Linked DNA regions of Homo sapiens: regions 2 and 3 are each linked to region 1. A link is a loop called in an ENCODE intact Hi-C map of the cell type or tissue named here. Cell type or tissue: Caco-2. All regions are shown on one strand. Links, peaks and the distances in the headings refer to the core of each region. The heading gives the core; the rest is flanking DNA.

Region 1 (10,849 bases), core at 906-8,905:
TGCCATCTGTGGCTGCGTCTCCCATGGGCTCCCATCCCCGGCTCTCTGATCTCATCCCACATACCCTTCCCAAGGACTGCAGCATCCAGGTGGCCTCAGTGACTTCCATGAGCTGATGACCCTCCAGCCATATCTCCCATCCAGACATCCTCATCCCCTTCCAGAACGTTCTCTCTGGAAGACACAGCACCTTGATCATCATGTATCCCCAGTGCTTTCTACAGAAACTGACATAGGGAAGTGTTTCCCACTCCTGAGTGACTGGATGGATAAGAGATTCGGAATGAAAGCAGAGCGTCACACTATCATATGCTTGAAGTTGTAAGAGGAGTCGATTTTGGCCAAGGAATGTGACTGGAGAAAAGCAGATGGCACAAGACAAGACAGAGGCCTGGGGAGCAGCCCAAGCAGAGGGGTGGAAGGAACAGCCCTCCCACCTCGCAGGCCTCCTGAAAACTCTGGGTGGGGCAGGGCTCCTCCTCCTTCAGGGCAGGGCCCACGATTCTCCGTCCCTCAAAAGCTGCTGGAGATCTCACTGCTGTGGGTCTCCCAGGACACACTGAGGAGCCGGGGTTTAGAGGTCGCTAATTCCCCTTAAAAATAAATGCATGTATACTTTATCACAATAAAAAAAATGGTACATATGGATTACCTTTAATAATAATGTAACCCTTTGCTTGTTGATATGGATGGATTTCTTCAATAAACTGTTAAGTGAAAAACAGTCTTTCCAATAGGATTCCATTTTTATAAGGGAATACGAGAAATAATTCTGAAAGGATATAAGTTAAAGTGCTAGTTGCCCCCAAAACAAAAACAAATAAATAGGACCTATTTAAACTAAAAAGCTTCTGCACAGCCAAAGAAAAATCAGCAGAGTAAACAGACAACCCACAGAGTGGGAGAAAATACTTGCAAACCATGCATCTGACAAAGGACTAATATCCGGAATCTACAAGGAACTCAAAGGAATCAGCAAGAAAAAACAACCCCATCAAAAAGTGGCCAAAGGACATGAATAGACAATTCTCAAAAGAAGATATACAGACATCCAACAAACATATGAAAAAATGTTCAACATCACCAATCATGAGAAAATTGCAAATTAAGAACACAATGAAATACCACCTTACTCCTGCAAGAATGGCCATAATTAAAAAGTCAAAAAATAATAGCTGTTGGCATGGATGTGGTAAAAAGGGAACACTTTTATGCCACTGGTGGGAACATAAACTAGTACAACTGTGGGAAACAGTGTGGAGATTCCTTAAAGAATGACAAGTAGAACTACCATTTGATCAAGCAATCCCACTGCTGGGTATCTACCCAGAGGAAAAGAAGGCATTATATGAAAAAGACACTTGCACACACATGTTTACAGCAGCACAACTCGCAATTGAAAAGATACGGAACCAACCTAAGTGCCCATCAACCAATCAGTAGATAAAGAAAAGGTAGTATATGTAAACCATGAAATACTACTCAGCTGTAAAATGGAACAAAGCAATGGCCTTTGCAGCTACTTGGATGGAGCTGGAGGCTCTTATTCCAAGTGAAGTAACTCTGGAATGGAAAAGCAAACAGTGTGTATTCTCACTTATAAGTGGGAGCTAAGCTATGAGGATACAAAGGCATAAGAATGAAATAATGGACTTCGGAGACTCCGGGGGAAGGTTGGGAGGGGGGTGAGGGATGAAAGACTACACATTGGGTATAGTGTACACTGTTTGGGTGACAGGTGCACCAAAATCTCAGAAATTACCACTAAAGAACTTATCCATGTAACCAAAAACCACCTGTACCCCAAAAACTATTGAAATAAAAAATAAAATGCTATTGTCATTATTTTTAGGTGGCCACCAAGCGACTGTTATGATTTAAATTTATTTTTACACATTTCTGATTTGTATGTCCTCTTTTGTTTTTTTAAATGAATATATATAATAATTAATTATTAATTAAATGGAAATTCCATTTAAATAATTTAAATGCCTGAAAAACAAACTTTTTTATAAATACATGCATTTTGATAGGCTTAGGAAGGCCACTTCCTAAGCCTATCAATAAATTCACATATTTATAAAGAGACCCAGAGGCCTCCCTGTGCCTGCTCTTGGCCACCTGCAGTCTATAGTCTCTGATGCATTTCTCCAAATGTAAATCAGATCCTGTCTGTTGCAGCCATGCTGGCCTCCTTGTTCTTCAAATATGCCAGGCACACTGCTGCCTCAGAGCCTTTGTACACTTATTTCCCTCTCTCGGGGATGCTTTCATCAAATATTTTCAAGCTCATTCCTACACTTCATGCAGGTTGCCACCCAGATGTTCCCAATTCACAGATGAGCTTCTAATCACCCTTATTAAAATCACATGGCTTTCCAAGCCTCTCCACTTTCCTCTTTCCATAACACTTTTTCACTGACTGGTGTTCCATGCATGTCTCTTTACTTACCTGTGGTCTGCAGATGTCCCCGTGGAATGCAGCTTCCAAAGGGCCGGGACGGTGGGCACTTGTTTAGGGCTGTACCCCCAGGCTGAGAACGGCTCTCGGCACATGGTACTGCTTAATGCATGGGTGGGGGATGAATTTTAGGAACAGTTGTGTAAACTACACAGGGATTATTTTTTTCCTTCATTCTTAATAAACTCTTCTCAAGGGCTTCTGCCAGTTGGAAAAAGCAGCTTAGCAGTTAAAGACATCTTTCGCTGAGATCACCAAGTACTTTTCTTCCCCTGAGTGGACAAAGTCACGTGTAAGTAGTGATTCTTGATCTTTAGGGGATCACAGACCCCTTAAGGATTCTGGAAAAGTCATTTCTTCTCAGAAAGATGCACGTATGAACAGAATGCTTCATGTAATTTCTGGAGGTCTAAGGACTCCCTGGAGCTGCTTTTTGAAGTAGAGATCGGCCACTCTGAATTTCAGGTGCCACTCATTTAAGCCTAATTGTTATTCGGCTGGGCCAGAAGCTACTAGAAAGAACTTTGCTTGGGTTTCTTTCACTGAGAGACAGGTAACTCCTACTCATACAATGGCAGTTGTTTCTGAGAGAATACACAGAGAACCAAGAATTATAAATGGAAATTTATAATGTGAGCTCGAGATAGGGGAGAACAAAGCGATAGTCTAGATTCAGCAGTATAAACTTCAGAGGAAGTTCCATCAGTTCAGCTCAGCTTACTCGCCAGCTTACCTGTCTCTCTCCACGTCCTCTGAAATGCAAATAATCAATGCCCACGGGGTACTGACCTGCACAGTTGCCTGCCTTCTTGACTGCCTGCACACTCCTGCTCCAACTCGCTTATCAGTGTACTTGTTCCCACTCTGCTTATTTTAGCTTTATTTCTTATTTTATTTTTTTAGAGATGGAGTCTCACTCTGTCACCCAGGCTGGAGTGCAGTGGCACGATCTTGGCTCACTGCAACCTCTACCTCCTGAGTTCAAGCAATTCTCCTGCCTTAGCCTCCCACGTAGCTGGGATTATAGGCACCCGCCACCATGGCCAGCTAATTTTTGTATTTTTAGTAGAGATGGGGTTTTGCCACGTTGGCCAGGCTGATCTCGAACTCCTGACCTCAGGTGATCCGCCCACCTCAGCCTCCCAAAGTGCTGGGATTACAGGTGTGAGCCACCATGCCCGGCATTATATTAGCTTTAAATGTATTTACAATTACACTAATTGAATATGATGTAACCTGAGGAAAAATACAAGTTCAAAAGGAGAGATGTCCCCATAAAAACTATGTTGGATGCTGTTAAAAGCTTTGATAAAGGGATTGTTAAAATGACTCATTAGGCATGTGCAAGGCAGCTGTAAAAGACCAGGAAGAAAAATTCTAAAACTCTAAGACTTCTATGGTATGGAGATAGCTTTGGAAGCTTCTTTACGTTCTCATTCCACATTAAAGTAAGAGAAAGGGACATTTCGGATGCATCGTGGTTACAGAACTCCTATCAGAGGATCCAGACCCAAAAGATAAATCAAAAAAGCTCTTGGCAAATGAACTTAAAATGAGTTAAAATATAATCGTTTTCCACTTTACCTGACTTTGAGTAATCAACCATCCACCCATATAGTTAAGGGCATTCTATCTACTACATTCTAAAAATAGGGAGAGGAGACAGCCAACCCGAAATCATGAAAGAAATTAAGGCAATCTATGAGCACCGTTAAATTAATTTTTTATGAAGTTGTAATGCCATCAGGCCTGTATTGTTTTTTCTTTGCAAAGTCATGGCTCAGGAAACTGACAAATACTAGATACTTTGTAATCCCAAAGAGAAGAGAGCTTTAAAGCTGTAGAGGAACACAGGGAGAGAGGCACGTGCTACAGGTTTGCTTGGGTGAGAAGGGTTTCATGAGGACAGAAGTGAAAGTTATGGAATCCAGTTTGAACTCGAAACATACAGGGAAGCAGCCACAAATGGGTATGATTCTCAGGAGAGATAACTCTGAAAAAATATTAAAGGAAACATGAAGAACCATTGGAGAAAAAGGGCAAAAATCTACTCCATGGTTTCCCTAAAAGGATTTTGTTTTCTCTAACACATGAAAACTCCAACCAGAAACATTTTAGCTGCTCTAAATCACATCTGTGAATTCTGCAAGTTTCTGCAAGTTACTGCGAGTCTAGGAGTAAATCAGTAACGAAGCCGGCGCAAAGAGGAGAGAGAAAAGTGCTTAGTTATTGCTAGGTCTCAGTAGTAAGTCTTGGATGCTGAAATAATCAGTATTTTCCAGGAGGAGGGTGTCACTTGGGGGCGCCTAAAGCCAATAGATTCTTAGTTAAAAGGAAAGGCTGTTAGGCACTGGCCATAGTGCCAAGAACGTGAACTTCATCAACACCGAAGTCTACAGACTCAGGGTAGTGGCGAGCATGCTGAAGTTATGAGATACCGCAGATCAGCAGAGATAAAGAGGAACTGAGTTTATCAAACTCAGGTCCAAGAGCACAGAACTCCCCTGACCTCCGAGAACGAGCCGGCCCTGCCCTCCTACATGTTTGCTGTTGATAATCTTCCGCCCGCCCTCGCCCTCAGTCTTTTGGGCTGACACTAAGATCTAGGCACTAGCTTGACCTTCCAGAGTGTTTCACAAGCTTCCAGGATCTGGTGTACTAAGAATATGACAAACTTTGTCAGATAACATCTGTCTCTGCCTCTTGCCACGCTGACAAACTGTTGGAGTCTGAAAGTTCCCGTGCTCCAGTATGCACAGCCTGGACATCCTGCAGTTCTCAAAACCCCCTGCCTCTAAAGGCTGAGTTTGTAGGGTGCTTCAGAGCTGCCTGGGGCTGGGGGGCAAGAGTGATATCAAAGTGGTGTTTTAGTGAGAATAATCTCATCATGATGGGCACAAGAGATTGAAAATAGAGACTGGAAGTGGGAGACCAGTTAGGGGACTTCAGTTAACAATCACCTCCTTTGTCTCAGGAACTGGATGAGGCTCAGAGAATACACTGCAGGACAGAAATAATGGCCTGGGCAGATCCAGATGCGAGTAGGAAGTGAGCTTTTGCAGCAGTAACTCAGAGCAGCCGAGCTGCAGCCTAGATGAGGGCCGTGGCACTGGAGGTGGAGAGGAGGGATGGGCACTAGCAAGAGAGTAGACAGAGCAGCCACTGAGGCTATCTAGAAACAAACAGTACACATCAGCGATCAGTTTATCTTCAGCTGCAAAAGTCATATATTTAATTCCAACCATATGTAAGTGAACAAAGTATGGAGTGAAACAGTAAAAGCCCCTCCTCTGGCTTCACATCTCACCCTTTACAAGAAGCCACTCTTAACCGAGTGGTGATTGTAGGAAGCAATGCCGAAGGTGAGGGGTGTGAAGAAGAAACCCTGTTTCTGGCATGACCTGGGTGGATGCTCCTGAGATAAGAAACACTGAGGCTGGGCACGATGGCTCACACCTGTAATCCCAGTACTTTGGGAGGCTGAGGCGGACAGATCAGGTGGCATGCACCTGTAATCCCAGCTACTTGGGAGGCTGAGGCAGGAGAATCGCTTGAACCCAGGAGGCAGAGGTTTCAGTGAGCCGAGATAGCGCCATTGCACTCCAGCCTGGGCAACAAGAGTGAAATTCCATCTCAAAAAAAAAAAAAAAAAAAGAAAGAAAAGAAAAGAAAGAAAGAAATGCTGGACGGGACAATTTCTTGGGCATAGAGAATGAGTTCACCTTGACTATGTTGAGTTTTTTTATACAATAGCTCTGCTGAAATATAATTCCCATACCACACAGTTCACCCATTGAAAGTGTACAGTTCGATGGCTTTTAGTACATTTAGAGTTATGCAACCATCACCATAATTCATTTCAGAACGTGTTTATCAATCCCCAAAGAAATCCTGCACCCGTTATCAGCCACTCCCCAGTTTTCTTCAGCCTTCTTCCCAGCCCTAGGTAACCACTTTCTGTCTCTATGGATTTGCCTATTCTGAACATTTCATATCAATAGAATCATACCATTTGTAGCCTGTTACGAATGGCTTCTTTCATTTAGCAAATGTTTTCAAAGGTTCAGCCATGTTCTAGCATGTATAGTACATTTTACTGCAGAGTAATATTCCACTGTATAGGCATAAGGCGACTTGTTTATCCACTCATCTACTGATGAACTTTTGGGTTGTTTCCAGCTTGGGGCTATTATAAATAATGCTATGAGCATTCACATAACAAGTTTTTGTCTAAACACATGTTTTTCCTTCTTTTCGGTATATACCTAGCAGTGGAATTGTTAAGTCATGTAGTAATTCTGTTTAACTTTTTGAGGAACTGCTATACTCTTTTCCGCAGAGGTTGAACCATTTTACATTCTCACCAGCAATGCACAAGGGTTACAATTTCTCCACCTTTGTCAGAACTTGGTAGTGTCTGACTTTTTGATTATAACCTTCCCCATGGGTGTGAAATGGCATCTTGTGGTTTTGATTTGCATTTCCCTAATGACTAATGATACTGAGCATGCTAATCCTGCTTATCGGCCATTCATGCACTTTCATCTGGAGAACTATCCATTCAGATCTTTTGCCCATTTTTAACTTGAGTTGTCTTTTGTTGAGTTGTCAGGGTTCTTTATATATTCTAGATACAGGTCCCTCAGATACCTGATTTGTAAGTATTTTCTCACATCCTGTGTCATCTTTTCGGTTACTTGATGGTGTCCTTTGAAACAAAAGTTTTTAATTATGATGAAGTTCAGTTCATCTATTTCTTCTTTTGCTGTGTGTGCTTTTGTTATCTAAGAAACCATTTCCTAATCCAAAGTCATTAAGATTTATGCCTATGTTTTCTTCCAAGACAAATATGGATTTTTGTGTGCATGTTCATGAACTGGCGAACTAAGAAAAGAAATGTGAAGTAATGCTACCATTACTTATAACAAGGTTAAATTTTTCTTTTTCTTTTTTTTGAGATGGATCTCACCTGTTGCCCAGATTGGAGTGCAGTTACCCAATCTCGGCTCACTGCAACCTCTGCCTCCCAGGTTCAAGCGATTCTCCTCCCGAGTAGCTGGGATTACCAGCACGCACCACCACACCCGGCTAATTTTTGTATTTTTAGTAAAGACGGGGTTTCACCATATTGGTCAGGCTGGTCTTGAACTCTTGACCTCAGGTGATCCACCTGCCTTGGCCTCCCAAAGTGCTGGGATTACAGGCGTGAGCCATGGTCATGGCTGATGTTAAATGTGTCCATGTGACAATTCTCACATGATCTCTCCTTAAACAGCTATTGACTTATAAACATGACAAGCATAATCATAATGGTAAAATAAATTCAGCTTAGCAATAGCATATTAAGATAATGAAACAATAATTCTCAAAGTTGGTGAAGGTTCTCCATATGATGTTACTTAAAATTATCAAGTGAATTTCAAATTCTTTCTACTGCAACTTCAAAGTGTTCCTTTATTTCCAGAATTCCCTCGTGGCTGCAAGAATATTAAAACAAGTCAAACTTTCTAATCTAAAAATGACAACATGGCATTTTAATGGTTTCTTAAATTATCTGGACTAAAGGTAACATTTTGCATTTTTTTTTCGGGAGACCTAAGGTTTTCAAAAAGCAAATTTGTTTCACTTGCTTCTTTCTTCTTTAAAAGGAGTGGAGATGGTGGAGCCCACGGCATCCCATCTCTGGTTGTATGCTTGTTTCTAGGCCAATCATGAAGCCCTTGGTCAACTTCAGCCTGGTCCTACAGATTCCAAATACAACCAGATGCAGAGCTGGCTGCATGGCAACTGAGACCATGCCGGGACCACCCACCCACCCTCAAGCTAGACATTCTACTCCTGGTCTTCATGGAGGCTGTGGTCCATGTCCAACTTCATGGCCTACTGGACTCTGTGCCTTCAGTAGGAAGGAGGAGTGACCAGAAGCTGGGGCTAGAGAGAAGAGCAGAGAAAGAAGCCTCACTATTTTTTCATTTTTAAGGACTTTTCCTGACAGATGTCTCCTTCCCACCAACAACTTGGGTTGTGTTTTCCATCTTGATTAAAATATTCGCATTTCAGTCAAAAAATCAAGGAAGACTGTGATTTATGTTTCAGGATTTACATAATGATTTAGTGATCTCTTAATATTCAGACATTATTGATTGATTACAAAATATGTCTCCTCACAGAACCCCTTTGACACCCCATCCCTATTGGACAAACTCGTGCCCTTTTCGATTGCTTCTGAGCTTCCCTGGCAGGTGCTGAGTGCCCAGCACACTTCTTCCTGCTGGCCTCTGCCGGCCACACCTCCGCTAAGCAGCTGAGCATCAGACTTGACATCAATCCGTGCCCCCATTGTCTTCCCACCTCCCCATACTCTCCCTGTACCCCGACTGTCTCCATGTCCCCCATAGTCTTCCTGTCCCCCCACTATCTCCCCACCCCCATCTCCCCATCCTCCTGCTATCTCCCCATCCTCCCGCTATCTGCCTGTCCCCCTGTTATCTCCCCATCCCCCACTATCTCCCAATTCCCCATCTCCCCACACCCCATCTCCCCACCACCCCACTATCTCCCCATCCCCCCACTATCTCCCCATTGTCCCGTTATCTCCCCATCCCCCATCTCCCCATCCCCTATCTCCCCATCCCCCGCTATCTCCCCATCCTCCGCTATCTCCCCATCCGCCCACTATCTCCCCATCCCCCACTATATCATCCCCCACTATCTCCCCACCCCCATCTCCACAGCCCCCACTATCTCCCCATCCCCCCATTGTCATCTCCCCACCCCCCACTATCTCCTCACCTCCCCATTGTCTCCCCACCCCCTCACTATCTCCCCATCCTCCCATTGTCTCCCCATTGTCTCCTGGCTTCTGTGTCCACTCCTCCCAGGAGATGGCAGAGCTCTCAGCAGGGGCCCTGCCATTCCTCTTCCCTTGCCCTTGGTAATGCTGATGACCAAGGAGTGACACTCACCTTCCAGGGTGACAGCACGACCCCAAATGCCAGTGCTCCCCACCCTGATGTGGAGCCAAACCAAATGGTGCCTTCAGATAAGGTGACAGAGTGGACAACAGTGATCACAGGAGAGAGAAAGGGGAGCTTTATATACTGGGCCAGCCTGGCCTTCTAGGGATTTCTATACATGGATGTGATTATTAGCTGCAATTACTGCAATCAGCTTTGTTTTGCTCAAATTTTATACACCAAACACCTCATCTTAACATAAAGCAATCTTTAAGAGGTCCGGATGGGAAAGTGCAAACACGAATTAGACACATGGGCCAGCAGTGGACGGCTGCTCTGTGGTCATTTCAATCCTCACCCGCTGAGGAGCCACCATCCCCTCACATCTGTGGGGCAGGAGGAGCACACATCGTGTGTCCGAGTGTTTTAATGTTGTGCAGCCACTGACAAGTCTTAAAATATACCCCATCCACCTGCCTTGACAAATGGCCAGAAAGGTCACTTTTGAAGTTAGGATTTTCAGATTCATCAAAGTTCTGTGCCAGATGGTGGTGGCATTGGAAGAGTCAGCTCCCAGCTCCCCGCTTCCCTTCTCAGCGCCAGTCCACTCACATGCAGGGTCCAAGTGCACTCAGGAAGACCCTACCTGCAGACCCCACCTGCTCATCCAGGGTGTCCAACTCTCTGAAGACCACCAGCCCTCGTCTACTCTTTCGGCCCTGATGTGCACCCCCCAGAGCCTGGTGACCCTCAGGAGGATGAGCTGGGGAGACCCAGACCTACAGGCAGGATTGGGCTGTGTGTGGGGGGTACTAGGGTTTGGAGGGGTACAGGCTCCAGGTGGGCACATCCTTGGCCCATGGGGAAGCCCACAGCCAGTGGACCAGACGGGGTCCTCCGAGTGGGCAGGACCTCTAGTCGAGGCCTAAGGGAAGCGTTGCTCATGAATTATATCAATAGGAAAGTAAGATTCCGCAAGGATAAGTAATTTACTCAAAACGATGCAGCTAGCAAGCAGGAGGGCCAGGTTTCCAACCGCGGTCTCCAAGCCTCCCAAGCCTTCCTTTCTGCCCAAGAGTGACTTCAGATTTTCAGTACAACAGATGTCTTCCGGAAAGAGAAGGTGTTTTTCATTCTGTCCCTGCTTTATAGTATCAAAGATGCCTTACCTTTATTTTAAAACAATACTTTCAGATTTAGTCATTCCAACTTACAGTTAGGAGTACAGAGTCTTAAAAAATCAAATCAAAGACTTAGAAGCCACGGAAAATATGAAAACAATTCACAATTTAGTTTCAACTCAAAACCTTGAATGTTTCTGTGAGCCAGGCTATGTGCTGAGGCCTTGGACTGATGAGCTAACAAATAAAAAGCAATTTTTTAAATATTTTGCAAGAAAAACATTCAGGCAGGCTGATGTCAAAATTAAGTG
Region 2 (10,849 bases), core at 2,208-10,207, 89 kb after region 1:
AAGCTGTGAACCAGATAAAGTCTCTGCCCTTGGTAATCTTATAGGTCTTATTTTTCTAGTTTCTTATTGTGGAAGCTGAGGTCATTGATTTGAGAATTTCTTTGTTTTGTAATATAGAGACATTTCTTCCTAAACACGTTCGTGCTATATATTTCTTCCTAATCACGTTTTGTTTTGATTTTCTTCAGTTAAAAAACACGTTCTAATTCCTGTTTGATTTCTTTTTTGATCTATGGGTTATTTTGAAGTGTGTTATATAGTTTCCAAATATTTGAGGATTTTCCAGGGATCTTTTTGCTGTTGATTTCCAATGTAATTGTTGTTAGAGAATACGTTCTTTATAACTTGAATCTTTTTAAATTAATTGAGATTATTTTATGCTCCAGAATATAGTCTATCTTAGTAAATGTTCCTTGTCCATTTGAGAAGAATGAGTATTCTATGAATGTGTCATCAAGTATTCTGTAAATGTTTATTGGGTCACATTGGTTGATAGTGTTTTTAAGTCTGCTATATTCTCACTTATGTTCTGTTCACTTGTATCAGTTATTAAGAGAGCAGTATTGAAGTCTTTACCTGTAATTATGAATTTCTCTGTTTCTCCTTGAAGTTCTATTCATAGCCCTTAGGCAATTGCTGCAAACTTTCCAAAATGAGGCTGCCCTTGGTTATTTTGGAGGAGTTTCTTAGAGAGATAACAATCCATTGTTCATGCCCATCCTGAAAGCAGTTTTCCCTGCAATGGGAGTCACTCACATAGAAAAGGTGGTAGAGAATTTGTCCTTGACTTTAGCTGAAGTGATAACTCACACCATCTTTGCACTGCAAGGCATCCAGGTCACCAAGCAGGATGGTTATGAATGACAGAATTGCCCCATACTTCCTCTTTGCATGCCAAGGCTGAGTCTGTGCTGATAGATTTTGCTGTATCTGGATTAATTCCTTGGGCCATAGAGAAAGTCAATACAGAAATTAAGAGAGAAATCCACCTGGCCTTCTGAGGAAGACCCTGGTGGTTTATGGGATTTGTACAGCTGTTTGGGTCTGGGCCCCTGGGGCCATGTTTGAGGTCAGCATTATGGAGTCCTAATGATAGTCCTTAATTAAATTCTGTATGAGACAAACTGAAGAAATTTGGTTCCATCCTCTGCCAATAGATTATTCAGTTATGTCCTGGAAACATTCACCAGAAGTCAAAATGGTACAAAAATTAGAGATGGATAATATTGGGAGACAATTTTCCTCGGCTTTCTCATGCTTCTGCATGTCCTTTTTCACAGAGGCAAAGCCAGCAATTTTTTCTGGACTGTATTTTCAAGGATGTTTATATGCCAAACAGCCTTGGCTCTTTCTCCAGCCTTGGGTAGCTTCCTCACATGTCTGTGCTAATCCATACTCAGCTGATTACTCAAAAGAGACTCTCTGTTGACCTCCAGAGTTTGCTTTCTGTGCAGCTCCCATACTTCGCACTGAAAACTCTAGCTTCCTAGACTCTCAGCTCTGTCTCCTCAATTCAGGGAGACTACTGGCCTGTTCCTAGGTTCCCCTGCTCTGTACTGCAGCCTAGAAACCCTCTATCATCAAGAAGCTGGGGAAATCCTAGGACTTATCTTGTTCATTTCCCATCTTTTGGGGATCACTTTTCTTTGTTGCCTGATGTCGGATATGTTGTGAACTGTTATTTCGTATAACTTGCCTGGTGTTTTAGGCATTTCAAGTGGGAGGATAAATCTGGTTCCTATTACTTATTGGTCTTAATTTTAAGTGAAAATCTTAATTTTTAAAATTAATTTTGTATTATACAAATAGAGATATTCTCTTGGTTGCGTGTGCCCATGTAAGTATGTATTGTTTTCTACAGTTGTGGCAGGCAAGGTCTCACTAACTCAGGCCTCCATTACAACTGTCCCAGCACTGACTGAGTAGCAAGGTTAAACATTAAAAGCTAATTGAGCCCATGCCCTTATACAAAGGCTGGAATGTAACAAAGAGCCCACCAAGAGTTTTGCCTAGGCTTTTCCTGGGCCTTGAAGCATGACAAGATAACGAAGGAATTCTTAACCGGACCCTTTTAGGATTAAACAAGTTTTATTGTGAGTCTGAAGAAACTCCCCAGGCCTCCATAAACAAGTTTATTGGGGTCTAAAGGAACTCCCCAAACCTTTATGATTTAGCAGGAGACAAGATAAGGGTAGTCACCTCAGCACCTAGACCCATTTAGATTAAGTAAACTTAATGAGGCTCCACAGGAAGGTCTTCAGGACTCAGACCTTAGTTATAGATTAAAAGAAGTTAATCACTTATGTCTTTAGATAAATGCACACTTACACATAGACATATAGCTTAGAAGGTGTATAAGCTCTGGAAAACTTTGTAATTTTGAGTTTGTCTGGCAATAATTTCCAGGCCTTCTCCTTGTAACCAGTTGCAGAAAATAAAAACTCTCTTCCTCCCCAGTTCATTTGCATCTCGTTATTGGGCTGCAAGAAATAGCAGCCCAACGTTCAGTTTGGTCCAGGAACAGAGTGAACAATAATGAGAACGATTACAAGTTTGTCCTTGTTTGGATTTCTCTTTGTGGAGCAGAATACAAAGTGAAGATCAAGGGTTTTAGCACAGAACTCCCAAGATTTAGACTTACTGGCCAGGGTCAGCAGGTAGTATTTGGCCATGATAGCATGACAATAGTAGTGGTTTTGAAGTGAATATATTTTAACACTTCTTTAACTTTAGAACCAGATGGGATTAGCTCTAGCAATGGCTATAAGTTTTACCTAGAACACCCGAGTTTGTTGGGTGGTGATCTAAATGGGCAGTCATTTCCTATTAGTATATGCATACACAGCAATTGTTCTAAATTGGCCCATATTTTGCCATTTAATATTTTTAGATGGAGGCTCCACAAAGAGTAATTCCTGTAATTCTTCAGAACTGCCTGTCATATTCATTCATGGCTAGACTTGCTCCAGCCTGGAATAGAACTGGTCATCTCTTGATACAAGGTAACTTTATCTTTTTAGTCATTGGGGCTTTCTGAACTAGATTACGTCTGTTATGTGTGTATTAGTCTATTCTCATGCTGCTAATAAAGACATACTGGAGACTGGAAAATTTATAAAGGAAAGGTTTAGTGGATTCACAGTTCCACATGGCTGGAGAGGCCTCACAATCATGGCGGAAGATGAAGGAAAAGCAAAGGGACATCTTACTTGGCAGCAGGCAAGAGAGCATGCTCATGGGAACTCCCCTTTATAAAACCATCAGATCTCATGAGACTTATTCACCATCATGAAAACAGCACATGGAAGCCCCACCCCCATGATTCAGTGATCTCCCACCGGGTCCTTCCCACAACATGTGGGAATTATGGGAGCTACAATTCAAGATTCAGATGGGGACACAGCCAAACCATATGAATGTGCATCTGTTCTTAATTTTAAGATATACAATTTTTAGAAAATAACTCTTAAAACTGACCCAATTAAGCAATCTCAAGCAAGCCCACAACAACATAAATGTCATTTCTTTACTTTGGGATTATATACAGAGGCCTGATGTTTCTTTAAAAAAATCAGTATGTAATACTTGATACTTAGGAATAAATGTAAGTTACAAAGCAGTATGATAAAATGAGCACAATACTGTTAAAACTGAGAAGCTATCCTGAATTTTTCTTGAAGTCTGACTGTTTTCTAAATATTTTATAGCAGGAAATAGACATTTGGGGGAAGAATTGGGTATTTCCATTCTTTTAATTGAAGAGATACCTTTTGAATGATTATATTTTTTCAGCTGTCATCAGGTATTACTTTATATAACAACTGCATTTTAAAGTATTTTCTTTAGCTTTGATAATCTCACATCAAGCATAGTTATAAATATCAAGCATGATTATTTATGAGTTGTAATAACATGGCATATTCTATGAATTTTTTAAGGAAGAGATTTTCTTTCTCAGATGGGAAAACAAAGTGCTGTTGGTAAGTAAAAATGCATAAGTCAATAGATAAAACAATATAATTCATAGTTGCTAAAGAAAACAGTATCATATGCTGGGCACAGTGGCTCACGCCTGTAATCCCAACGGTTTGGGAGGCCAAGGTAGGTAGATTGTTTGAGCCCACAAGTTCAAGACCAGCCTGGGCAACATGGTAAGACCCCATCTCTACAAAATTATTAGCCAGGCACCACACCTGTAGCCCCGTCTACTTGGGAGGCTGAAGTGGAGAGCCAGTTGAGCACAGGAGGTTGAGGCTGCAGTGAGCCATGATTGTGCCACTGCATTCCAGCCTGGGTGACAGAGCAAGACCCTATTTCAAAAAAAAAAAAAAAAAAAAAAACCAGTAACATAGATCATTGGGTTGTATAATTATTGATTAATTAGGTTGTATAAGACCTTAATCAGATATTATTGTAATCAGAATTTCACCTGGGAAATCACTTCTTATTCAAAATGTACATTCTAGACTGTATGAGAAAAATTCATCTTAATTGGAAAAAGCTATATTTTTATTCTCTCTACTTTAAAGAAAATCATGACTGTGAAGGAGTTTAATTCTGTAGGCATTTATAATGTATAGTTTCCAGAATCATATCATCAAAAATTCTTTAGTACTGATGTAAGTCAAAACTTTATTTCTTATAAGAATAGGATTCATTTTCTCCTTAAAAAATTGGAAAAAGAGACACAGATGATCTAAAGTATACAGTTTACTACATGGCCTAATCCAGTTCTTTCATTGATTTGCACAGTTGTGTTTCAGATAGACACTTTCCTAAACAGTAGTCCAGAGATAGCAGATAGATGATAATCCTGAGTCACCACCGTAGACATTATTAATCAATCATGGTAGCTTTTCACATCATTTGGGCATAGCCTTAAAATCCTGACCTGTAATCTACAGCTATTAGATCTGGGTTGACTTTCCAGCTGAAGCCTGTTTGCTCTCCTTGCACTAGTTGTATGTTTAATTTGTGTAGTGTCAGTCAGTGTGCCCTACCTCTGGGTGAATGGGTTCATTACCTACATCTAGTTTCATCTCCAAACACTGTCATGAGACTACAACTGTAGGGATTAAAAATAACAGTTTAGGAGAGGAAAATTCCTCACTCCTGTGTTAGGATTTGTTTTCTTTTACTTTTATTGAAATGTAATACACAAATTTTAAGTGTCTAGCTCATTGAATTTTAACAAACTAAACATTCTTGTAACCATTTCTCAGATCAAGAAACAACATTAAGAGCACCCCAGAATCCCCCTCATGCTTTTTTCATGTACTAACCCTTCCCAAAGTCACCACTATCCTGACATTTCAGAAGTAGTTTTCTTTATGAAAAAGAAAGGTAAAGACTTCAAGGCTCTAGGAGATTTGGAATATATCTGCCAGTATATTTGAGGATATTTGTTAGTAAAAGACTACTCAAGTCAGAAACATGGTGTGATACCTCTTTAGATTACAGAAGAGGACAATCTCCATATTTATATATATAATATATGTCAGATTTGTGTAAGGTATTTGTTGGATTTTTCTCTTAACTGTGGGGTGTCTCATTTTTTTTATTCTAACCTTGCCTATGACCTGCACCCCCCACACACATTCATGCTGTTTCATACCTTTGTCCTCTTTTAGATGTCTCATCTGTAAAGTGTCAAATATTAAGTGGTTATTATTTGAATTTTACCATGTGCGGAAAAAAATCTGTTCTTGTTTTTGACTTGAATAAGTTAGTTTCCTTTGTTACTAAAATACTTAATTTAATAGTAGAGTAATAATTCCAGGTAGTTCACAGTTAAATATTTTATTTTCAGTATTAAACATCAATGTAACAGAAACTCAAGTTTGTCTAAGTATAGAAGCTTGCACAATCAGACTGCCAGCACCTGAGGTACCATATATTGTGATTTCTATACTTTATTATATTTACTATATACTTTTTATATTTATTATTGTTACTAACGTGATTAGGTTTTAATTTTTAACATAAAGCGTGCTAGAAAGGTTTTTATTATCAAAATCTGTATTATTAAATGCTTGATATATTTATGTCATTCTAAATCTGCTTCCCCAAAGAAAATATTGTTCTGTCCATTTAACACAGGTCTTCATATTATTCCTTTGTTCAAAAACTTTGTTAAGATGGTATCCGAGACTCTCCACAACCTATCCTGTCTTAGCACCCACTTCTTGCCTCTTCTTTCACCTCCAAATATAAAAAGCATGATTTCAGCTCTTACTAAATTTAATATTAATTCCCCTGCCCTTGATATTCTGGTAGCATTTTTTTGCATCTATTTTTTACACATAACACTTTCTGTCTTCTTAGTAGAAGGATATGTCTTTTATTTTGTGGATTCCCATAGCACCTAGCATAGAACCTTACACACTAGTGTCACTCAATGTTATTGTCTTTCCTCTAGGCCAGTAGTTCTCAATGGAAGCGGTTGAGGGCAGGGAAATGAATGATTGGCTCCTTATGAGAAATTTGGCAATGTCTAGAGACAATTTTGGTTATCACAGTGGAGGAAGGATGGTGTTGCTACTGACATCTAGTGGGTAGAGGCCAGAGAAGGGATGCTAATGAATATCTTCCCCTGCACAGGACAGCCATCTTATCCCCACCCACAGAATTATCCAGCCCAAAGTGTCAATAGTGTGGAGGTTGAGAAACCCCAGGCATAGAACAAATGATGCTTTCTTTGCTTAGAATGCCCCTCTGATTGGCTATACGTGTCCTGCTCATCATTTAAGGGCCAACTCAAATGCTACTCCTCTATTCATTTATTTCCATTTAATTCTTTGATTACCTCTTATGTGGATAAGTAACAAAGGACAATGGATAAGTTCAAGATGAATAGGATCTACTTTTCTGCCCTGGAGAATCACTTAAGCCAGTAGGGAAGATGACCTGCATATAAATAACTGGAATGGGTAACATGACATGTATATCTTGGACTGATGAGGAACCTTCCCAAGGTTCCAAACCGTGTGTGATCTCCCACCCTCATTTAAACCCTCATACTCTCCTGTACCAAACTGTCTTTGTTTTCTGTCGCTTAGAATACCTGAAATTGGGTAATTTGTAAAGAAAATGAATTTATTTATTAAAGTTATAGAGGCCATGTCTGGTGAGGACCTTCTTGCTTTCAGGGTCTCTCTGCTGAGTCCTGAGGTGGCACAAGGCATCACATAGCAAGAGGGCAGGGTGTGGAAGCTGAGGTCTCTCTTCCTTTTATAAAGCCATGAGTCCTACTCCCATGATAAACCATTAATTCATTAACCTTCTAATCCACTAATCCATGAATGGATTAATCCATTCATGAGGGCAAAGCCCTCATCACTCAATCACCTGTTAAAGGCTCCACATTGGCTCAGCACGGTGGCTCACACCTGTAATCCCAGCACTTTGGGAGGCCGAAGTGGGTGGATCACGAGGTTAGGAGTATAAGACCAGCCTGGCCAAAATGGTGTAACCCTGTCTCTACTAAAAATACAAACATTAGCTGGGCATGGTGGTGCATTCCTGTAATCCCAGCTACTCGGGAGGCTGGGGCAGGAGAGTTGCTAGAACTGAGACCCAGGAGGCAGAGGTAGCAGTGAGCCAAGATCATGCCACTGCACTCCAGTCTGGGCTACAGAAGAGCAAGACTCCATCTTAGAGGGGAAAAAAAAAAAAAAGGCTCCATCTCTCAATACTGCCACATTGGGGATTAAATTCCAAAATGAGTTTTGGAGGGGACAGATAGTCAAATTGTAGTTTATACTCACATGCTTATTTCTATTTTTATACCTCTGATTTCCTTATAAGAAGCATCATGAAGACTAATATTGTGGCTTATTCAACTTTGAATTTTCTACAGATGATACTTCTGTGTTCTACACCTCAGTTTGAACCAATTTAGAGATTGACAGAGGAGTAAGACATAAATAGAGATCAGAATGTCACTTGTATTACTTGGGTGAGATTATAATTTATCCTCAAAATAGGATGCTTCTGAGAGTGAAAGTGGCACTAACCTGATGAGATACTGGCCCAACATGCATGAACTGGGATATATAGTCATGCTGTTCATTACTGGAAAGGAAAAACAGCTCTTGGAGGACATGGTTTATCTGAACCTTAGAATTAGGCAGACTTACCCACCCACTTATTGCAGTAGTGGAAAAACCTTAGGCCTCCCTTGGGAGACCAGGCACTCGTTCTGATATGACAAACAGAATGCAGAACACCACTCTCTGCCAGCAGGCCAACTCCCAAGAGGAAGGGGAGGAGGTGAGCCAGCATGCCTGGTTATTCATCCCAATTTTACCATCTGTATTAGTCCATTCTCATGCTGCTCTGAAGAAATACCTAAGACTAGATAATTTATAAAGGAAAGAGGTTTAATTGACTCACAGTTCCTCATGACTGGGAAGGCCTTAGGAAATTTACAGTCATGGTGGAAGGGGAAGCAAGCATGTCCTTCTTCACAAGGTGGCAGGAGAGAAAAGTGCAGAGCAAAGGGGGAAAGGCCCTTTATAAAACCATCAGATCTCGTGAGAACACACTATCACAAGAACTGCATGAGGGTAACTGCCCCCATGAGTAAATTACCTCCCACTGGGTCCCTCCCACAACATGTGGGGATTATGGAAACTACAGTTCAAGATGAGATTTGGGTGGCAGTGCAGCCAAACCATATCACCATCCATATGCCCTAGGGAGGAATGAATGACAGAGCAGAATGATTCCAGGAATATGTGTTAGTAGAGCTTTCTGGGCATGGAAGGAAACACCAAAAATTGGGCAATAACATTCCTCTCCTCTATTCAACATTATACACTCAACATGTACTTGTTAAATTAAATCAATTCTCTAAATTATGATTGTTCATCAGCTTCTCTGAATCTCACTTTTACTTATGTTTTTGATATGATGTCTTACACATTCTGACTGCTACAAAAATTAGTTTCATATATACCTATGTTCCCACTAAATTGTAAAATTTTTGAGATTCTAGGTCCTGTGTTATTCATTTTTATTCCCCATGGAGCCTAAAAGATAATTGCATTTAATTTTCCTTTTATTAAAATCTGGCATTGGTTATGTTAACCAAAAAGTGACTGAGGCAGATCTCAGTTGACTCAGGTTTATTTTGCCAAGGTTGATGACATGCCCAGGGAAAAGAAATACAAGTTACAATAGGATCTGTGCCCCATGCTTTTTCCAAACAGGGTTTTGAGGACTTCAGTATTTAAAGGGGAAAGAACAAGCAGAAGGGGAAAGAGGAAGGGGAGAAAAGAGGAGGAGGGTAGGCAATGAGGCAAATGGTTACATTCTTGTGAGGCTTTGATTACAGCTGAGTGAATCTACATTATACACATGAAAAGGGGTAGCAGAAAAGTCAATTATGCATTTCTCTCACTCAGTAAATCTACATTTACAGTAATAAACTGAAACTAAGCTGTCTGGGAATGAAAGGAAGGCAGGGGTTTTTTGTTTGTTTTTTGTTTTTGTGTGATTCAGTTACCAAGCTTAATGTTCCCTTTGGCATAGTGAGTTTGGGGTTCTGAGATTCTGGTTTTTTTCTTTCATAGTTATTAGGTCAGGTTGTGGGGAGGGGAGAAATAAGGATGAAGAGGTGAGAAGGAGGATGTTTCTGGTTTCTCTTCCCTCCAGTTTATTTTGTTTGCTTTCATTTCCCCTTTCAAAAATCTACCATGGCCTCCATTGACTATAAGATGAAATCTCAGCTGTTTACTATGATATACAAGGTCTTCAGCAAACTGATCCAAACCAATCTTACTTATAGCCTCATCTCCCATTACTGCTCTCCAAGTAGCCAGACTATGAATTGTTTCTCAAAGATAGTATGGTCTTTCATCCTTCCATGTCTTTGATCTCACAGTTGTCTAAGCCTGTAATTCCCTTTCTTCTGCTCATCTTTCAAGGCTTATCTCAGACATCACCCCTTTGAAGAATTCCCCAGCTCCTAAGTCTCATCTCTCTTGGTGCTCTCTACCTTGTTTATCACATATTATCTATGCAAATGTCTCATTCAACTGAGAAGTCCTAGAGGGAAGGTCTGTGTCTTATTAATCTTTCTATCATAGGAGCCTACTCTAGTGCCTGTCACTCACTTTAGTAAAGATTTATGGAATGAATGGAGCATTGACTGGAGTGAAAGACTAATTTATTTTTTGAACTAGGTGACTTTTGTTTCTAAATTCTTTTTTAATTCCTCTGGGCTAGAGATTGGAGTAGTTTTCTAAATCCTGACCTTTGACCCTATTTAGACAAATTTTGAAGCAGTTTATTATAATTCATTATGAAAAATGGGATTTCAGCCCTTATCTTTACAATTTAAATAGAGATAAAAAAATTTAAGAGGTAATTGAAACAGTAATTTACTCATTTCTCAAATTTTGGACTGTGCTAAACTTTAAAATAATGCTTTCCTGGAAGTAATTAAATGTTTCTTAAAGGAATTTATATGCACAAGTTGCCATTTTACTGTTTGGTGCATTGAGATTATAATTGAATCCACAGTTACATGAGGGATATATTTCAGAAAAGCATTATGTAATATTAAACTGTTTGCTTTGAAATTTAATTATATGGAAAATTTGGGAAATGAGTGCCTCGAAACAAATTTCTATTTATTTCGTAGATGGATATTTACTGGGTACTACTATGTATATATGCCAAGTGCTGATGGAAAACACCTTTTCCTCCCAGAATGTTTTATCTAGGTCAGAAGAAAGAAGAGCATGCACACATAAAACTTACCAGAAGAAGGGAACATTTACTGAGTACTGGTTAATATTCACATACCCAGAAAATTCAGTGTAGGCCTAGAATCACATTAAAA
Region 3 (10,849 bases), core at 762-8,761, 100 kb after region 1:
ACTTTATTTTTTCACCCTCCTTGAGGTCTCTTTATATCTTTGGCTAACTGGAACAGTGCCTCTCAGGGAGATTTTCCAGGGTAAGAGAGCTGTAATTGGCAAACTCTTGTAGGTTAAATACAAGCCAAAATGCCCTACAGGGAGGACACTTGAGGAACAGGGAAGAAAGTGTTCTAGGAAGCTGGGAGGGGTATAAAAGGAGACTGGAGCATTGGCTCTGTCTTTTCTCCTCCAAAAGACCAGATGGAGGTATAATTCCCTTACTCATCCTCCATTTAAAAAAACAATTGAGGTTAAAAGCTATTATTTTAAAATATGAACACCTTCCTTTGGAAGAGATTCAACTTCCTGCAAATTAACATAATTAAAAAAACCACCTGAAAACCAACTAAAATCACTGCAAAATAGGAGTTTGGGCTTGGATGGTAAGAGGGAAAGCATGAAATACTTCATATATTGTATAAAGGAGAAGCAGGGTGAGCTGCAACTTTGACTACTTATGTAAAGTGGTTATGCATGATTCAATGTAACTTAAGTCTTTAAATCTACTTTATAACCTACTGTGTGTGTGTAACAAATATGTATCTTTTAAAATGTTTCCTTTTTTGCCAAATGATTTGAGGACTTACAAATCTTATTTCTATTAAAAGCTAAAAGAGTTTGAGATTTCCCAGAGTATTATAAAGGATTTTCATGCTAACAAGCATGCTGTCATTGAGAGACATTCCATTTTAAGCAACTGGTGCTACGTTTTGCCAAGGTGAGATTTCAATTTGTAATATCTAGGGTGGGTTCAAAATATGGTGGTTTCCCTTATTTTGCTTTCTTAACATTGATATGTGTAAAAGTATAAACTATTTTGGTGAATTTTAAAATACTGAATTATGACTTCACAAAGGTATTGAAACAATATTGTCATATTTACAAAAGCCATGAATTTTCTTTATCAAATTAATAATTTTATTATATATTCACATCTTATTAGATCTAGTTTCAAAAAAGGTAATATTTCTAAATTTCTCATTATAAAATGAAAACTATCAAAATAATATTAATAAAACCTCATAAACTTATATCTAATAATGATTCATTATAATTTGATATGAGCTGAGTTTTGAGTTTGTACTATTTTCAGGAAAAAATAATTTGTTACTAGTATAAGCAGGACTATTGGGATAAAATTTTAAATTGCTTAGGAAAAAGAACTTCAGTAGCATACACATAATAATTCAATCATTGAAGCTGGGAGGAGGTAGGTAGAAAACATAGGTTTGACTCTCTTTACAGACTTTTCCCTAAAGTCTAACAATTACCAGCAATATCTTTGGGTGGAAAAATTTATTAGTCATTATTTTGTGCTTACAATTGGCACATTGTTTACAAAAATCTAATTTAGTTTTTTCTAGTAATTCTAGTTGTTAAAATATAATACAAATAAAGGCCATATATGACAAACCTGTAGCTAACATCATACTCAACAGTGAAAAATTGAAAGCTTTTTTCTCTAAAATCAGGAACAAGACAAGGATGCCCACTCTCTCCACTTCTGTTCAACATAGTACTAGAAGTCCTAGCTAGAGCAGTTAGACAAGAGAAAGAAATAAAAGGCATCCAACTTGTAAAGGAAGAAGTTAAATTGTTGCTGTATGCAGGTGACATGATCTTATGTATAGAAAACCCTAAAGACTCCACAAAAAAACTGTTAGAACTAATAAACAGATTCAGTAAAGTTGCAGAATACAAAATCACATAAAAAAGTAGCATTTCTATATACTAACAACAAACTATCTGTAAAAGAAATCAATGAAAATAATTTTGTCTGTAACAGCTACCAAAAACATACTTAGCAATAAATTTAACAACCAAGGAGGTGAAAGACCTGTACACTGAAAACTACGTATCTGTGAAAAAGCACAGACAACAAAAGCAAAAATAGACAAATGTGGTTACATCACTGAAAAGCTTCTATATGGCAAAGGAAACAGTCAACAGAGTGAAGAGACAACTTACAGAATGAGAGAAAATATTTGTAAACCATACATCTGATAAAGAGCTACTATCCAAAGTATATAAGGAACTCAAATAACTCAATAGCAAGAAAACAAATAACCTGATTTTAAAATGGGCAAAGCCCTCGAATAACATTTCTCAAAAGAAGATATTTAAGTGACCAACAGGTGTATGAAAAAATGCTCAACACCACTAATCATCAGGGAAATGCAAATTAAAGTCACAATGAGCGATCACCTCATACCTGATGAATGGCTATTATCAAAACGACAAAATATAACAAATACTGGCAAGGATGTGGGGAAAAGGGAACACTTGGACACTGTTGATGAGAATGTAAATTAGTTCAGCCATCATGGAAAACACTATGGAGGTTCCTCAAAAAATTAAAAATAGAACTATCTTATGATCTAGCAATCCCACTGCTGGTGATACATACAAAAGAAATTAAATCAGTATGTTGAAGAGATATCTGCACCCCCATGTTCATTTCAGCATTATTCATAACAGCCAAGATGTGGAATCAACCTAAGTGCCCAGCAACAGATGAATGGATAAAGAAGTATGTGGTATATACACAAATAGAATAGTAGTCACCCTTAAAAGAGAAGGAAATCCTGTCATTTGCAACATGGATGAATCTAAGGAATATTATGTTAAATGAAATAAGCCAGGCACAGAAAGACAAATACCTTATGACCTCACTTCCTTGTGGACTCTAAAACAATTGAACTCTCAGAAGCAGAGAGTAGAATAGTGCTTACCGGGGCTGGGTAGGTGGGAGTGAAGGAGTGGATTGGGGAGATGTTGGTGAAAGGATACAAAATTTCAGTTATATAGGAAGGATAACTTCAAAAGATCTGTTGTACAGCATACTGACTATAGTTAATAAAAATGTATTAGGTTGGGGCCGGGCGCGGTGGCTCACGCCTGTAGTCCCAGCACTTTGGGAGGCCGAGGCTGGCGGATCACGAGGTCCGGAGATCGAGACCATCCCGGCTAAAACGGTGAAACCCCGTCTCTACTAAAAATACAAAAAATTAGCCGGGCGTAGTGGTGGGCGCCTGTAGTCCCAGCTACTTGGGAGGCTGAGGCAGGAGAATGGCGTGAACCCGGGAGGCGGAGCTTGCAGCTTGCAGTGAGCCGAGATCCCGCCACTGCACTCCAGCCTGGGCGACAGAGCGAGACTCCGTCTCAAAAAAAAAAAAAAAAAAAAAAAAAAAAAAAAAGTATTAGGTTGGTGCAAAAGTAATTGCAGTTTTTGCTATTGAAAGTAATGGCAAAAATCGCAATTACTTTTTTTACATACATATTAAAAATCACTAAGAAGGGGTGAGGTGGCTCACATCTGTAATCCCAGCACTTTGGGAGGCCAAGGCAGGCAGTCACCTGAGGCCAGGATTGAGACCAGCCTGGCCAACATGGCAAAACCCTGTCTCTACTAAAAATACAAAAATTAGCTGAGCATAGTGGTGCACGCTTGTAATCCCAGCTGGCGGCTAAGGCAGGAGAATCGCTTGAACGATGGCTTGAACCCGGGAAGCAGAGGTTGCCATGAGCTGAGATCGCACCACTGCCCTCCAGCCTGGGCAACAGAGCGAGACACTGTCTCAAAAAATAAATAATAGCACTAAGAGTACATTTTAAGTGGTCTACCACAAAAAAAAAAAGTATGTGAGTAAATGCATGTTAATTAGCTCGACTTAGCAATCCACAATGTATACATATTTTGAAATATGTCATACATGATAAATAATATATACTATTTTTATTTGTCAATTAAAGCAAAATAAAAAGATTTAGTACAACGTGTTTGAAACTTGAGATGTTTAGTTTACTATATATAGCTAGTGAGATAGTTGTTGAATCTTTTTTGAACACTTTCTAAATCATGTAGTTGACTTATTAAACTATATTTAAGCATTGGCTCATAATAGCTTCCTCTCATTTTTCATAGTATGAAAATGGGACAAATTATAAATATTTTTCATGCCATCCCCGCTGCCTGTCCTTTTCACTCATATGGAGATTTCCAGAGACACTGGGATGCCCTGGTAAGGAATGGAAATATATGTTACATTAGAAGTTATTTGATTTTTGTTTATTGTAACTTAACCTAAGTTTAGCTTTCTCCAAGATATTTAAAATTTTGTGCTTAATTTTTAGTATGGCTATAAACTTCCAGGTGATTGTGGAAAAATTAAAATATACTGCAACATCTATTTCAAAATGCTCGGAGAAAGGACCTTCACATATCCTTTACACACCAACTGAAGCAGATGCTGTCTGCCCACCTTATAATCTAGTTTTGCTCCCACTCTCATGTCATACTTTTCAACCTTCTTTCTCTGTGTCTAACTGAAACTATGGTACATTTCCTCCTACTTCTTATCTGCACAAGTGTTTCTGGTTTGCTTAGAATATCTTCCTATTTTTATTTGAGGATGAGCTCAATAAGGATATTTTCCTTAAACACCATTTCAATAACTTAGAAAAGTTAGAAAAAAATGTGTACTTAGAAAGTAAGAAAGCAATCATGATTCTCCTTAGCCAAGTGCTCCCTCCAGTGGCATTTCAGATACAATTGAAAGGGTTGAATTAAAAGCTTAGGTTGTAAACAAAAACAAGATTTTTCTTTTGAGGAGATTATCTAATTTTATAGGCAAATTTTCGATGATTTGACTTATACTTAATTGCACCCCATTGACTTAAGAAAATATCTTTTAAACAATATTTTTTAAAATCGAAATATACACACGAGAAGAGCATAAGTGCTCAGGTGAAACTCTTAAATCTTAGTACTGATTTCACCATTTCCATCTTCTGACCTGCTGGAGTTTAAAAATGGAAGAAGGAAGAGCCTCAGTGTTGTCTTTTTGCGTTCTTTGTTTCCTAAGCCAAACTTATTTTAATAGTAAAACTGAGGTTAACATACATCAGTTATTTTATTTCATTAGATGCCAACATGTTATTCAAAATCTACAGAATATGTTTCATCAGAAAAAGTAACTGCTTTCTCAAAGAACTGCTTTTGCAGCTTGAATACAATCTATATGTGTTGTTTCTCTGTCCTGAATTTCTAACTGTTTTTGGAGGTGCAACCTGTTCATTGTTTATTATAATACTTATTTTGTAATTGCTAAGGCTTATAGTATCTTCCTTATAAATCGTTTTTGGAATATCACAGTTGCCTTTCCATTTAGAAAGCCATATAGTAAGATATTATGAATTGTCTTGATTTGGAATGTTAGAATAGAAGGAATGAAGATCCCTGTGAGAAAACATACTTTCATCTGTGGATGGTATCAGATAAGCAATATAAAAGAGTTAAGATATATTTATGTGTGCCTTTTTAACATTGCTACTTTACTACTTTTTAAAATCCCTTATAAATTTCTGCCTCTTATGTAATAAAATCAGACATTGTTCTTTAACATTGTTCAGATATCCTCTCAGTTGCATCAGAAGTCAGCCCATGCAGTTCTTTCCAAGGGTAGATTCGGAAGTTGTGTTGAAAAGTTTTCTTTCAGATTTAAAATCTAAACTGCCCCATATATGTGGATTTCCCATAAAGATGACAAGTAAACCATGCTACTACACACAAGAACTAACTAAACCTAATATACAGGTAAGAGATCTCTTGTCCTATCTAGTTCTCCAAGACATACTATCCATCTATTTTACTTGAATCTCTTGTCTTCTGGGGTGGAACACCCAACGCAGTGTGCAGTAATTCTTTTATCTCAGTTCAATGCTTCCCTAAAACTATTTGTTATTATTATTACTATACTTAGTCATTTGTTATTATTATTATATTTAACATGGTATTATAGTAGTAGTTGTTTACTGAAATGTTTCACCTACATCAAGGATATAAATGAGTTGGGTTATTGGAGATTAAAGAGACAGAGTTTTATGAAGAGTATTTATTTGGAGATACTGTGCTGACAGTATAAGTTCAGTTAAATGGAAGGTAAGATGCCTGCCCCTCACCAAATCAAGTAAGTTGGGGCTTCTATGGAACCACTTAGAGACTGAAGTATGATCCCTGCTGTATAAGGAAAACAGAGGGCTAGTGTCTGGCTCCTGTCTGATTTCATTAAGAAATTAATATAATTGGCTGTCTGCTAATGGACAAGTTAAAGATGAAATGGCCATATGGGCATTGGCCTACATCTCAGAGTTTGTCAGAACAAAGCTGTTGAAGACTTAACTTGAAATCAGATTCACGGTTTTTATTTTTACTGAGGCTGGAAACTATTGGGGAGGGAGGGTGTTTTCTACTGAGTTTGTCTCCTCTGCATTTTTAAAATCTATTCTTATGGTGACATATGACACACATATAGAAAAGTAATACTGTATAGCTTAATGAATATCAAACGTCCATGTAACTATCACACAGATGAAACATAGAACCTTGCCAGGACTTAGGAGCCTCCTACTTAACACCTTCCTAGTCATAACTCCTTTCCTCCTCCCAAAAGGTGACCACTACTATGGAAATTATTCCTTGTTTCGTTTTTATCAACTAAGTATGTGTCCTTAAACATCATATTTCATTTTGCATGCTTTTGAACTTCATGTAAAATAAATCATAGAGTATGTATTCCTTTGTGCCTGGCTTTTTAGGCTCAGCATCATGTTTGTGACATTCATCCACGTTGCTCCACTTAGCTATAGTCGGTTTATTTTCCTTTATATGTAGCATTTTATTATGTGATTATGCTGCAATTTATTCAGAATATTATTGATGAATATTTGGATTGTTTCTCTTTGGAGGCTATTACTAGTAATACTGTGATGAACATTCTTGTATATGTCTGCTGGTGCTCATGTACATGAAACCTCCAGGAGTAGAATTGGTATGGGTATTTCCAACTTTGCTGGCTACACCAAACTATTTCCCTAACCAATCTGTATTCCCCTCTGCCCCAAAGCAGTATAGGAGAATTTATGCTGCTTCACATCCTTGCCCATTTTTGGTATTGTTGGTCTTGAATTTCAGCCCTTCTGATAGGTGTATTTATTACTGTGTGTTTTTAATTTGCATTTTCCCGATTATTAATGAAATTGAACATCTTTTCACATGTATTTTGGCCATTTGGATTTTTTTTGAAATGCCATTCTTTCATTTTTCTACTGTGTTACGTGTTTGTTTGTTTTTTTATTGATTTATACGTATTTTTAACATAAGCCAGATATGAGTTTTTCATCAGTTATACATAATTATCTTCTTTCATTCTATAACATGCTTTCTCTCTTAAAGGTGTCTTGGTGTCTTAATAGTATCTTTTGGCAGCAGGTCCTAATTTATAATCAAAATGATCAGTCTTTTTCTTTATGGTTGCTACTTTTTGTACCCTGTTTAAAAAATCTTTCTGTACCCAAAGTCATGAAGGTATTCGCCTCTAATATCATCCAATAAAAGGTTGTTTTGCATTCACATTTAGATCTGCAATGCAGTTGGAATTTATTTTTGTAATGTGATGTAGGGAGTCAGATTTCTTTAATATGGATATCCATATGTCCAAGCCAAAAATAAAAAACACAATTCTTACCCCAGTACTTTTTCCCCAATAGTTTTTCTCCCCTCAGTACTTTGCAGCACTACCTTTGTCATAAATCCAGTGTCTTTGTGTGTATGGTATTGTTTCAGGCCTCTTTAATCTCTTTCTCTGGTCAGTTTGTTGATCCTAGCACCAGCACCATGCTTTTAGAATTATCTTAATTATGTAATCTTAAATTTTATATTTATTATAAATAGTGTTTTAATCTTAAATTTTATAAGATTTTTGAAATCTGATAAAGCATCTTATCTATTGATCTGTGCATTTCCATACACATTGAGTTTCAACTTGTCAACTTACACATAGACACAGACACACTCGTGCACACACACACATAGAGACAGAGAGAGCATGCTGGGATTTTGATGGGAATTTCATTGAGTCTTACAATCTAAGAATAGTGTATATTTCTCCACATATTAAATATATATTCTTTAATTTATCTCAATAATAGTTTATAACTTTATGTATGGGAAGTCTTTTGTACTTCCTATACATAAATTACTTCAAAATGTATTAATTACATGAATTATTTTAATATGTATTTATTAACTTTCTAAGATATGGGAATTTTCTAGCTATCTTTTTCTTATGTTTCTGGCTTAAATACATTATGACCTGTCAGTCAGTTGCTGAGAAGTGTGTTCTAATCTCCCAACATGATGTGGATTTATCACTTTTCCTACTTTCAGATTTTGCTTTATGTATTCTGAGACCACAATATTATATACATGTAAATTTAGAATTGAGAGTTGTTTATCTTCCTGGTCAGGGGTCAACTCCTCCTACTGTTAGTTAGAGAAAAATTGTACAAAAACCTGACAATCTAGATACAAAGGCCTACAGGCAAGGTCATCTCCTTAGAAGGGAGAGTGAGTGGACAAATGCCCATTGACATCTTTAAAACAGTATTAAAGTTTTGTCCAGACATAATATTTTTTAAAGTTGCAGGCCAAATATGAACCTAAAGAATCTGGAAGAAGATATGTTGTTACATCATGCATGTTTATTGAATATATTTCTGGAATACTTAAGATTTCCAGCCCATGTCTGTTTTAAAAATAGTTAATCAGAACAATGCACTTGTTAAAATTTGCTTCATAAGTGTAAAATAACACTTAATTGGAAGTTATGGTTTTATATTGTTCCTTACAATAAGAATTTATCCTACTCAATTCTATTGAGTGCTTTCTGCATGCCAGCTGCTTTTATGTGTATTATTTCATTTAATAATCAAAATTGATCTTTGGATAAAGAATTCACTCAATTTTGCAGAAGAGGAGACCGAAGCTCAGAACATCCAAATAATTTAACCAAAGCCACACAGTTAAATGCATTGCAGAATTAGAATTGAAACCCAAGATTCTTAGTCCTGTAATTGGAAAAAGTTTATATTTGTAGCTAAGAGCTCAAGCTCTAGAAACAGGCTGCCTGAATTTGAACCTCTTATTAATTGTATAATTTGGGACAAGTTATTTGATCTCTGTGTGCCCCAGTTTCCTCAGTTGTAAAATGAGGCAGAGGCTAGCGGTGGTAATGATAAAACTTGTCGCAGATTCGGTTCTCTAGGAGCTGATTCTGAGGTGGTCTAGTGCACATGATGTTTGTTAGGGACTGCCCTTGGAAACAATACCTGTGGAAGGCAGGGAGGAAGCAAGAGTGGAGAAAGGGAGAAGTCAAAAACAAAGCAGACACCAGATGGCCTTGGCCACTCTTCTGAGGAGCTCTGAGACTAAAATGGCCCATCAGAGTTGTTCTGCACTGGTCCAGATAGCCAGGCCTTTATAACCCTTTCTGTATCTGTCATTGGATTTGGGCCACCGTGAAACAGGCACATCCTTGGGCATTGGCCCTCTGTAACCTATTTCTGCTGACAGCACTCTACCAGAGGCAGTAAGTCCTTCCTTTGAAGGGGGTCATGTCTTTTGCAGTACTTACTTCAGAGGGGTTTTTAGGACTAAATGAGATAACACATAGAAAAGTTTCTTGGTGAGCTCTCAGTAAGTTGTTATTACTAGACCATATACATGTTAACTCTAAGATTCATGCAGTGTAAAAGGCATAAATTTAAAAAATGGAAAATAAATTGATCAGACTACTTGATAAAACTCAGCCAGCTTAAAAAAATTAGGAATCCTTAGTCAAACTTGTTTTGTTTTAACATATAGAAAATGTCAAAGATACATAAAGGAAATTAGTATAATCACCTCTCATGTGCTTCTCATCTAGTTTCCCCTTGACATATTTTTGGGTAGGGAGTAAACTGGGGGATTTTGGAACCAATCCCAGATATAGTGTTTTACCTGTAAAGACTATGGTGTACATTCTCTCTCATTTCAAAATATTTTTATATAACCCCTATGTTATTATTATACCTAACAGAATTAACAATAGTTTCTTAATATCTATTAAGTACTAGTTCACACTGAAGTTCCCCATTTATCTCACACAGACTTATTTTTAGGAGTTTTATTTAAATCAGAATCCAAAAAAAAGTCCACATAATTTTATGTATGTCTCTTAAATCTCTTTATTCTGTAACATCTCAAACTCTCTCCCCTTTTATTTAGGCCAGTTATTTGCTAGAAAACTAGATTGTTTTCCCTGGAGAATGTCCCATATTCTGAATTTGACTACTTCCTTGTTGTGTCATGTCACTTAAAGAAAATATTCTTCAAAAACCCATATGTCCTATAAACCTGTGGTTATATCTAAGCTTGACTGAATTCTGATTCAACTTGAAGCAAGCAAGAAATACACTGAGGTGGTGCAATGCACTGAACCAAATTTTGATCGATAAAACACTTTTGATTAGTCATCTTTGTCATTTCTCAAGTTTCATTTTCATTTAATTATTGCTTTAATATTAAGCTTCTGTGAAATATTCGTTCATATCTAAGTTCAAGCTTTTGGCCTTCTTCTATAATGTTGTGTTAATGTATAAAGTTACATAAGTTGTATATAAATTCTAGAAATTAAAATTCAACCAAGTTGCATTTGCCAATGACACTTGGCAGAATAATGATAATGATATAATAAAGCATATTTTTTTTGTTGGCTTGCGACTTCACAAAGCTGTAGTTTGTTGACTATTAAGTATATTTAAGTTCTGTGAATTATTTATCATCTCATCTGCTGTTTACATAGGCTCTTTTGTAGTCTTTTTATAAATTTGAATATAAACCTAGAGGTTTCCCCCTTTGAGCTATTTACTTTATCTTAAACGTTGAAAGAATGAGTAAATAATATATTGACAGTCTAGGCTAGGGAGC

Evidence for each region. A loop is a pair of places that touch in the nucleus more often than their neighbours do. Peaks named below come from ENCODE experiments on the same cell type or tissue, not always from the same donor. Only the 100,000 strongest peaks of a DNase experiment are listed, where the experiment ranks them.
Region 2: a loop joins it to region 1, with 7 times the contacts of the local background. A loop is called at or near these places in 45 of 110 quality-filtered maps.
Region 3: it touches region 1 in a loop (8-fold over the local background); 45 of 110 quality-filtered maps call a loop at or near these places.

The regions. Positions count from the first base shown.
Region 1 is chr18:74,237,820-74,248,668 of GRCh38, forward strand. No RefSeq gene overlaps it. Among named protein-coding and RNA genes, the nearest start is that of CYB5A, 49 kb to the right of the region's middle. RefSeq lists enhancers at 1-312, 4,795-5,089. In Caco-2, for the core only: no CTCF peak of the experiment used is centred there; DNase peaks (open chromatin) are centred at 4,892 and 5,012; H3K4me3 peaks cover 394 bases.
Region 2 is chr18:74,325,057-74,335,905 of GRCh38, forward strand. C18orf63 (chromosome 18 open reading frame 63) reads left to right here. Exons shown (of 14, transcript NM_001174123.2): 5 at 2,891-3,002; 6 at 3,939-3,980; 7 at 5,810-5,886. Among named protein-coding and RNA genes, the nearest start is that of C18orf63, 15 kb to the left of the region's middle. In Caco-2, for the core only: a CTCF peak has its summit at 6,500 (motif pointing left); no DNase peak of the experiment used is centred there.
Region 3 is chr18:74,338,065-74,348,913 of GRCh38, forward strand. C18orf63 (chromosome 18 open reading frame 63) reads left to right here. Exons shown (of 14, transcript NM_001174123.2): 8 at 651-760; 9 at 3,968-4,064; 10 at 4,177-4,262; 11 at 5,455-5,638. Among named protein-coding and RNA genes, the nearest start is that of C18orf63, 28 kb to the left of the region's middle. In Caco-2, for the core only: a CTCF peak has its summit at 4,537 (motif pointing left); no DNase peak of the experiment used is centred there.